Regions from separate parts of the Mus musculus genome. Here region 2 is linked to region 1. A link is a loop called in an ENCODE intact Hi-C map of the cell type or tissue named here. Cell type or tissue: gastrocnemius. All regions are shown on one strand. Each heading gives the region's core, and the rest is flanking DNA. Links, peaks and the distances in the headings are about the cores only.

Region 1 (5,383 bases), core at 333-5,332:
TCCTCAAAGAGGAGACAGTGGCTCAGGAGGGACTTCTCCGGGGGAGGTGTCTTCAGACCTAAGGTTTGAAGGTTAAGTGTGAGTTCTGGATGTGCAACTGGGGGAAAGGCATCCCAAGAAGAGTGATGTGAGGGTGCAGAACAGGAGTCTAGAGAAATGGAAGCAGCCAGAGCAAGGGAGAAATGGAGAAGCCACTTGGTTATCACTGTTCACAGTAGTGCAGCATGTGACCCAGGGCCTACCAACACTAGATCCAGAAATAACAACATCTTGTTTTCTCTGCAAAGCTGAGCCAACTCAAAATATTATAAAATGAGCAATTTGAAGATTGCAGAGAGAGGAGACACGCATGAAATGCCGGTTCAATGACAAGAATGGGACTGTTCGCATTCCCACATGACAAGCCACTTCCTGTCCGTATCCTCTAGTGTCCAAACAGTTATGAAACAGGCCCTGGAAAAGCTCACATTGGTGAACTATTGTTCTCCTATTCCTGCCAGCCAAGAATTATTTACACGTTGTAGCTGACTCTCTTACCCCACCAGCAGATGCAGTGTCCATGAGCTCTGGGGACACCCAGTCTCTTCCTGTGAAGTCTGGGTGATTTTGATCCTCAGTAAGGAAATTGGGGTCCAGTCACCCCTCTGCTACAGGCACAGACGTGGCCTTCAGTAAGGCACTTCCCTGTCTTGGCTCCCATTGCCTCACTTGGCAAATGGGACTAATTAAATTAGATTACCTTTATGGTTTGTTCCCAAGCAGAAATTGGATTCAGGCAGCTTTAGCTGTACCAAAATGAGCAGGAAAGAAGAGGCAAGATTTGATTTCATTTTGTTTTTACATCATGCTAAAGAGAGAAAGGCGATTCCTTTAAATTCTCGACAAGCAAGCAGAAGAGAGATTGCTCCATCTCTCCTTACCTCTCCCACAATGTTTATAGCTTTGGGTCACATATCTCATAGAGAAATATGTCACTGAAGACAGAAACCCCCCCATATATATATGCTATATACTGCACACATACCAAAATTCAATGTACCTACCCCCCATCACATAGACTAATATAGAACACATACATCATATACTATTCACACCACACACAACATAAGCATACACACACACACAATACACCACACACACACACACACACACACACACACACACACACACACACACACTAGTTATAAAGTGCATCAGATTCTGTTACATTCTTGTTGAGAGAAAAGCCCTTTTAAAAAGCCAACCGCTGTGAAACAATGTTGCCCTGTCTAGATGTTTTCTGAAGCACTTAGCTATTTTGAACCTCCACCCTCAAGTTATTAGAGCAGTAACTGAAGCCCTTTGCACTGGCTGGCAAGTGATAGCCGGTGAGTCTGGGCAACTGTGAGTTGAGAATGGCATTTCCTTTTCGTGCTAAGGTTTCTCTAACTCCCTGATGTGAAAGGAGTACCTTGGGTTGCCCTCTGAGCAGGCTGCTTGAAACCTCAGGTCAGTGTCCTGAGCAGATGCTGGGCTGGAATTTAAGGAGAAATGGTAGCACAGAGAGAGCTTTGAGAGACTCCAACCTCCAGGGACCATGGAACCCCACTTCACATAGCTCTTATCTCAGACCACTGGCATGGAGGCCTGGCTGACTGGCTGCAATGGGATGCCCACAGCCCTTTCAACAAGTCTTCAGAGAAGATGGAGTTTAGTGATTATTATGTCTGTCATCAGTTCAGAACCGCGTATGCCCTGCTAGCTTTGTGTGCCTCCAGAAGAACTTGAGAATGCTGTGACTTCCCACAGCCTTAGCAACTTTTTATTCCAACTAACGGTCTACTGCCAAATGATCGGCTGCTCTTGGTGCCAGCACCAGACCCTTGTTCCATCTGCCTTTTATGTCATCCCTCCCGCAGCCCAGAACTCCCTCAGCATTTTTTATTTTTACAGCTTTTTTTTTTTTTGACCAGCAATTGAAATTGACATAGAAGTTGGTTTCTTTTCAGACCTGTTAGCCCTACTGTGTATAGTGTATAGTCCTGAGTGGTGATAGTGTCACATACAACATACAATTTCATAAAGTCTTACCTTGAGGCTTCAGATAAGTGCGGCTCCTTTTTATTGGCTGCCTATCTCTGGTTGCTTCTCTTCTCTCTCTCTCCTCCTCTCTATCCTTCTGTCTCATCTCTTTTCCTCTGTGGTTTCTCACTCTTTGGGGAGGGGCAGGATTTCCTGCTCACAAGTTGGTTGGTTTCTGGGAGGAGCCAAAAGACCTGATTCAAGACTGAAACCAGCTGGTCTGCCACCTGATACAATGTATGTGAAACCTAGGACTAGGAAGATGCCTTTTCTGAGGACCCAGCCTGCAGCAGGGAGACGCCTGCCAGGGGTAGCCAATCCAGCCATAACCATTGGGCTCCCCAAAGGACAGGGGGACCCCGCGGCAGTCTGGTGTGGAGATGTTTAAAGTGGTCCTGGTTGCCCTGGAAACTTTCCCATTACTATTGTTAGCTCTACACTCAGTGGAAACAGACCGAGCAGACAAGCCATGTTCCACCCAAGCAGGTGCTCTCTTTAGTCTTGGCTTTGCCTCAGAGGAAGTTACTGAAACAAGAACCATATTTGGACAGATTTTTCTTCCCCACAAGGAGAGACTCTAATAACCTGATACTTTCTGTAGGCCTGTGTGCCTACCCACACTTTAGGTGTGTTTAAAATAATCAAGATGACCACAGCAGCTAGCAAATAGAGTGGATAAAGAGGGAGACCCAGAAGAGCAGGGGTTCCATTTTCAGAGACAAATAACCCCAATCCAGTTCATCCCAGGTCTGGAGTAGAGGATGAAAGACAGTATACACACACACACACACACACACACACACACATGCATACACATGCAGACTCACACACACTCATGCAGACACACATATACAGACACACATATATAAATGCACACACACAACCACATAATGCATGCACAGACATACACACATGCACACACATGCAGACACACATGTACAGATATACATACATGCACATACACACATGCACACATCATGCAGACACACATATATAGGCACACATATATACATGTACACACATCAATACATAATGTGCGCATACACATGTACACATACAGAAACATACACACACATATATATGCACACATACAGATACATACATGCACACACACATATATACATGTACACGCACATATACATGCACACACACAGACACACACATGCACACACACATATACACATGCACACACACAGAAACACACACATATACACATGTACACACACAGAAACACACACATATATACATGCACACACACAGACACACATATGCACACACACAGAAACACACATATTATGCACACACATGCACACACACATGCGCACACACATGTTCATTTTCTTTCTATTAATTTATTCACATATTCAGCAGATATTTGAATAGCATCTGCTTGGTTCCAGCATTAAGCCATGTTAGGATCAGTTCTTTTCTGGGAGGTGAGTTTGTATAGTCACACAATGAGCATGGAGCTTGTCAGCATGGCAGCACACACTGGATGCTGAGCTGTGTGGGGTCCTGACTTCACTGAGAGGATGGAAACTTTGCCATTTACTTTCTCCAGAGAATTCTGCATTCTATTGAGTTCTACCTTCCTGTCTGTCTAAAGCACTCTGAAAACTCCTAAACAGGTATTGGATACTTTCCATCTGAGTATCTTTTATTAAATTCTCTTATTAATGTTTGAGCCAATTAAGAGAACATGGGTTGTGTGAGGCAGACAAGCCCTCCTTTAATTTAGTTGTTGGTTCTACTCCAGTATAGTTTTGGAAAGTTTCATAAGGCCTATTTTTATTTTTATGTAACTGTTCCTAATTTCTTTAGGGCTGCTTTCTGGTTTACTAATCATGGTTGCTCATTTCTGGGGAACTCTCTGAAGAAATGGGTGACTTGCATGGAAGGTCAGGTAAAGCCACATGAGAGACAGAAACACAAAAGGAGGGTGGGCTTCTGTGAAAAAAAAAATCACCTCAGTTGTGGATTGCCTGGTGCTGTTTGTATTTTCATGTTAATTCTGCTACTCAGGTACTTCATGTGAACCTTCTCCCCATTTAAACTGGCCAAACAAAGACTAGAACCTGTGATTAGGTAGTGGGAGGGGAATGTGGGGCTGAAGGTGTTAGAGATGGGGAAGAGAGGAAGGAGGGGAGAAGAGGAAGAGACAGGAGAGGAGGTGGAAGTAAGATGGACAGAACCACGTGGCCCAGAGAAGCTGCAAGCAGCAAGGGATCTCATAGCTGGGGAATAGAGTAGCACAGCAGTAAGTCTGTCCAGTCTAGGCATGCAGCTTATAAATATTGTAACTGAGTTGTGTATTCTTTGCACAGGCTTATTGGGGGTAGAGATTTACTGCAACACACATCCTCAAGTCAGAAGTGTGTGCTCACTTTTCCTCAGGCTAACTAAACTGTTAGCCAGGCACAGTTGCACACCCATAATTCCAGTGCACAGGGAGGAGGAGTGCAGGCAGAGTCTGGAGGTTACATAGCAAAACGGTGTCTTTAAACAAGGAAAAGGGGCTAACTATTGACTCTGAGGTTTCACTCTCCTAACAATTCTGAAGTTCCACTTCTTTTTCTACGCTCTCTCTCTTTTTTTTTCATTCATTCTTTTTTTCTTTGAGATGAGGTCCCATGTAGCTCAGGCTAGCCATAGACTCACCAAGTTATAGATACTGACCTTGAACTCTTGAGCCACCTGCTTCCACTTCCAAATCACCATGATTCAGTTCTTTTTAAATGTATAATAATTTATTGATTTTTAGTACATCAAAAGTTCTATAGCATTGGCTCTCAATCTTCTTAATGCTGTGACCCTTTCATACAGTTCCTCATGTTGTAGTGACCTCAGCCATAAAACTGCTTCATTGCTACTTCACAACTATAATTTTGCTACTGTTATGAATCATAATGTAAATATCTGATATGCAACCCCCAAAGGGGTCAGAAACTGTAGGTTGAGAACCACCATGCTATAGGATGGCCATTGATACTCTGTTTCAAAATTTTTCCTTTACCAAAATGAGGGCAAGAATCAGATAGATGCAAAATTTCCACAGGAGGCAAGATCTCTATGTAGAAGACAGAACCTGGCTCGAGAGGCACAGACAGAGCATGTGCCTGTGAGTAGTGTTGGTGTCTTGGCTTCCATTTCTGAGCAAAATGTAGGAAAAGACCCTGATTTAGTACCTTGGAATACAGATGAGCACAGCCTTCCACACGAGGATGAAGCAGCTTCCCATAGCTCAGCGTGACCAGCAATCCATCCCTCCCTGTGTTGGCCACCAGTGAAGATAGACCACGTCCTTGAGGATCAATTTGGATCA
Region 2 (5,383 bases), core at 54-5,053, 220 kb before region 1:
GCAAGTGTCTTCTTGTTCAGCATGGGTCTCAGCTAACATCACTCTGCCCATCAGCCCAAGTCCCAGGAAACAGAAAGAAACTGTAGCATACCACCAGAAGTTTTATGGTGCTTGTTTCTCTGTAGAGTCCTGACAAATGCAGCTTAACTACACAGTGTAAGGGGGACCAATGCATGTGTGTTGTTAGCAAAAAATCCTTCATCACATGTCCTTTCACATGCTTGCTTTAAAAGAACATCCTTTCGACCTGTGTCTGCTTCAGCTAAATATTCCTTCACACGTTCGCCCCAGCAAAACACCATCCAACCGACTTTCCAAAGAACCCTTAGGTTTCCCCTTCAGGAAAAATAACTTTTAATATAGCAATACTTCTCCATGTCTTCCCAATAATTTTTCCTAGCATAGAATTTCTCTTTGCTTACATATTTAGTTTTTGCTATAGATTAAAAGCACGGTATAATACTCTGTATTTTTATTTATTTAAGTACTTTTTTATACAATATTTTTTTTACCATAATCACTCTTCTCCAACTCTTCCCATATCCTCTCTGCTTCCCTACTTACCCAATGTCATGTCCTTGTTCTGTGTCTCTCAAAAGAAAGAAAGAAAGAAAGAAAGAAAGAGAGAGAGAGAGAGAGAGAGAGAGAGGAAGGAAGGAAGAAAGAAAGAAAGAAAGAAAGAAAGAAAGAAAGAAAGAAAGAAAGAAAGAGGAAAAAAGGAAGAAAGAAAGAAAATCAAAACAAAAGAAAAAGAAGAAGAAGAAGAAGAAGAAGAAGAAGAAGAAGAAGAAGAAGAAGAAGAAGAAGAAGAAGAAGAAGAAGAAGAAGAAGACCAAAATAGGCAAAAAAGGGAACACAAACAAACAAAACCATGGAGCTCATTTTGTGTTGGCAAGTTGCTATCCTGGGCCTGGGTCCTGCCCTGGAGTGTGCTTTCTATACCACACTTTGCTCTCCTAATATATAAGTCAATGCCTTTCATTTCTGGGGAAGACAACCTATTACAGGTTTGCAGAGTATCTCTTAAGAACTCAGAAACCTAGGTTACAACAATCACAGAGTAGCAATTTACACTGCTTTATGTTCTGAATATATGTAATCTCCCCTATAAGGTCGGGATTTGAATGTTGGGTACCCAGACAGGGGTACTTTGATGGGGGAGGGGTTGTCCTGGAAACCCGAGAGAGAGGAAACAAGCTGGAGAAAGTAAGAAAATGACCCCTAAAGTTGTATACCCTACCCACCTCTCTTTCTCCCCCTTCCCTCCCTTCCCTCTCTCCCTCCCACTCCTTCCTAGTTGGCCATATAGCTCTTCTCTACCACACATTCCAACAGCCACGGTGCCCTGTTCAAGTGCATGGGGCCAGTTATCCATGTACTGACCTCTTAGAAACAAAACAAACCTCCCTTCTTTCAAGCTGTATGTGTCAAGCATTTTCGTCACAGTAATATGGAAATGAAAACATAGTTGTGCGATTTCAGAATCTTAAGTTACATGCTAAGTGGAATTGAATTGTGAGCCTCTTCAGCAAAGTTTATTTTCAATAGCTGTGGTAAGTTTTCACCTCATGAAAATCCTCGTTAAATTTAGGAAACACTGCAAAATCTTATTTTAAAAATGGCACTTGGGGGCTAGGGGCACTTCAGGAGTAGAATGAGTGTGAGTTCAAATCTTCAGAGCCTACAAAACAGGTACAGTAGCACCTGTCTATAATGTCAGTGACAGGGAGTGCAGATGGGGGACTCCCTGGACATTTGATATGGGGTAGCCTGGCATATGCAGAGGCTAAAAACAAGAGAATCTGTCTCAGAAAAAGTGAAGGTCAAGATTGATACCAGAGGTTGTCCTATAATCTCAATATACACTCTGGCATATGTACTATTGCATCCATACACAGGAGCACAGGCACACGCACACACACATGCAAACACACACATGCATGCATGCACACACACATGCACACACAAGCACACTATTTTGAAAAAAATAATAAAAGCCATTTGTTAGTGATTACTCAAGTAATTCATTTTCTCAAAAAATTACATGTGTGCATATATGGTTTAGCTTTTAATAGAAAAGTGATAAACAAAGCAACTGGTACAACTATTATATTGCCTGCTACTTTTACCATGGTCTGCCTACTAAATCCTTGAAAAATACATTTTAATGTGTATGTGTGTGTATGTAGTGTGTGTGTGTGTGTGTGTGTGTATGTGTGTATGTAGTGTATGTGTGTGTGTATGTGTGTATGTAGTGTGTGTGTGTGTGTGTGTGTGTGTGTGCATGTGTGTAGGGTAAGTACAGTGCCTATGGATAGCCTGTATCTCATTGAAAGAAAAGAGAAATCCAAGAATAAGGTTTATTGAAATTTAAAATATGATGTTGAAACAAATCAGTCCTTAGAAGGGATAGAAGTGGTGCCAACATTCTGGGAAACAGTTTGGCAGTTTTATAAAAAGTTAAACACTCCACCTACCATATAATCTTGTCATTCTTTGTCTAGACATTTTGCCAAGAAGAAAGCATATGCCCATGCAGAGACTTGTAGGGAAGTATTCAGAGCTGCTTTAGATATTGTCCTGAATGGCAAGCAATCCACGTGCCCACCGAGTGACTGGCTAAGAAACAAGGGAACGCAGTGGAAGCATTGGACAGAGGGACTTCTGGTCCAACCAGCATGATGCGCCTCAGGAAAACTGTGCTAAGAGAAACAAGACAGGCAGGAAAACAAGGAACTCCATAATTCCACTTAAGATGAGCTAATATACAAACCACAGAATCCATGGTGAAAGGGAGTCATCTGTGGTCACCTTAGGGGAAGGAATAAGCAGGATTAGGGTACAGGGTACAAGTTACTAAAGGACAAACATGTTTGGGGAAATGAAAGGTGTGTGGAATAGCTTGGATGAGAATGGTCCGTGCAGGCTCACATAGTTCAATGCTGGGTTTTCAATTGGTAGAATTGTTTAGGAAAGATTAGGAGGCATGGCTTTGTTGAATTACGTGTGGCCTTGTTGGAGGAAGTATGTCACTGGGCAGTGGGCTTTAAGGTTTCAAAACCCCATGCCAGCCAGGTTCAGTCTCCCCTCTCCCTCTCCCTCTCCCTCTCCCTCTCCCTCTCTCTTCTCTGCCCGAGGATCAAAAGCTAAACCCCTCAGCCCTCTACTTATCTGCCCATTGCCATGCTTCCTGCCATGGAGATTATGGGCTAACACTGAAAATTTAAGTAAGCCCCCAAATAAATGCTTTCTTTTGAGAGAGTTGCCTTGGTGATGGTGTCCCTTCCCAACACTGAGTAACTAAGACAGAAATTGGTATCAGGAGTGGGGGTTGCTGTGACAGACCTGACCATATGGTTTGAAGAAGATTGTGGAAGGACTTTGGAACATTAAGCTGGTAAAGTCATTGAGTGTTGCAAGCTCAATAAGATGTTCTGTAGGAGCTTGGAGATAAGAATGTTGAGAGCAGTGCAGACAATGGAGGCTTGGCTTGTGAAACTGCAAAGGGAAACAAAGACCTTATTGGGCCATTTGTAGGAAAAGTCTGTGGTGTCTGGTCAGCTAGAACGGAAGATTCAGTTGTTGTTAACAAGAGACAAGAACCACTAAGTAAAACCTTTGCTCTGGGGGGTCAATGGATGCTGGTCAGCTGGCACTGAAGAATCAACTGTGATTAAGAAGAGACCAGCATTACTGAGGAGAAGTTTTCTGGGAAGTGTTTCTTCTGAGTCAACACACAGAAGCTGTGTTCCCGAAGTGGCCAAGGCTGTACTTCCTGTTAGCAACCAAAGGTGGTAGTGTAAGAGTCGCCCTGGTAGTAATGGTTTTGACGTCATAAAGGGGTCCTGAAGAGCAGCTGAGGCTTGGCCTTGTGTGGCAGGGCTGGAGTCCCTGAAGAGAGCCCAGGGGAAACTATTGGTGAGAGTACAACCCAGTTAAAGCAAGACACAGCAGAATTTTGATGATGTCAATATCATGGTATGACCACCAACCACAGAAATGGCGGAGTGGAGCTAACCAGAGCATAGAAGACAAGCTGTATGTGCTGAAGAGGTCAGAGCTTAGAAGTGACCTGAGCCCTTTACTTCTGAGTGCAGAGATTATTAGTTGATCTTGGACATTGGACATTGGGTTGTTTACAAAGTTGGAGTTTGGTTCTGCTTTGCTTTAATTTTGACTGTGCTCAGGTTCTTTTCTCTTGAAATAAGAAAGGATTTAATAGACTTTCGATTTTATAGGAGCCCACAGATGAGAGTTGAGATTTTAAAAGAGACAGAATTTTAAAGTGTTTCAATTTGTGAGACATGTGGGGCTTTTTAAGTTTGAAAATATTTTATATTGTGAGGTAAATATTAATGTGTGATCTTAGGGATGAACAAGAAAGAAAAGATTGTGGAGTAAAAGTGATGTGATGTGTTGTGTGTCAAGTTGACAAGGGGGTCAGGTGTGGTTTTATGCCAATATGGCACAACCCTGAGAGGAAGGAACCTCAATTTTGAAAATGCCTCCATAAGATCTATTTGTAGGCAAGCCTATAGGGCATTTTCTTAATTGGTAATTGATGGAGGAAGACTTCTTGATGTGGGGCCATCTCTTGACTGACAGTCCCGGGTTCTATAAGAAGAATACAAAAATAAAAAAAGATTAGCAGGTTAAGCAAGCCATGAGGAACAAGCCAGTAAGCAGCACCCCTCCATGGCTTCTGCATCAGTTCCTGCCTCCAGGTTCCTGCTCTGTTACAGTTCCTGTTCTGACTTCCTTCAGTGATGGACAGTGATATAATAGGGTAAACCAGATAAACCATTTTCTCATGGAGTTGCTTGGGTCATAGTATCTCTTCATACTAATAGTAACCCCAAGACAATGTGTTATGTTTGTATGGTTGGTTTATGGAACTTTATTTTTGTAGTGTTATTGTTGTTTTGGTTTATTGAGACAAAGTTTTGTAGAAACCACATCTTATAGACAGCACTAGAGAAATCAAAATTGTTAAACTCATAGACTCTTCTCTTCAGTAGAAGGAATGCAGTACCCATTTTCCATCCAGAAGGCTGTGAATGGAATTGTTAATACCTGCTAATCTTTTCTATTCTGTAAAGACACCCCTCATTAAATCCCCCAGAATTCTGAACATTGTCTCTCAGTCAATAGAACCCATTCTTACAAACCTTTGTATTACAAACCTTTCCTTCGTAGGCCTGTATCTTGAGCACTGTCTCAGTCAGTAGGACTCATTCTTATAGAAAAGGTCACAGGTGCTTTCCTAAAGAGATGTACTTTGCAAAAGAGTTTTGATGCAGTCATGCCAAAGTTTTGTGGTGATAATTGTCACATGGAGACTTTCCCCAAAGTTTTACTGAGTTTAAATGTATAATAAAAAAAA

The links. Peaks named below come from ENCODE experiments on the same cell type or tissue, not always from the same donor. Only the 100,000 strongest peaks of a DNase experiment are listed, where the experiment ranks them.
Region 2: a loop joins it to region 1, with 5 times the contacts of the local background. A loop is called at or near these places in 1 of 42 quality-filtered maps.

The regions. Positions count from the first base shown.
Region 1 is chr1:193,261,878-193,267,260 of GRCm38, forward strand. It overlaps a transcript of Hsd11b1 not described here. Among named protein-coding and RNA genes, the nearest start is that of G0s2, 8.6 kb to the right of the region's middle. In gastrocnemius, for the core only: no CTCF peak of the experiment used is centred there; DNase peaks (open chromatin) are centred at 624, 1,565, 1,831 and 2,358; H3K27ac peaks cover 1,898 bases.
Region 2 is chr1:193,045,314-193,050,696 of GRCm38, forward strand. All of the region lies in intron 3 of Gm31406 (a long non-coding RNA gene), which reads right to left. Gm39747 (a long non-coding RNA gene) reads left to right here and starts at 3,702. Exons shown (of 3, transcript XR_865901.3): 1 at 3,702-4,053. In gastrocnemius, for the core only: no CTCF peak of the experiment used is centred there; no DNase peak of the experiment used is centred there.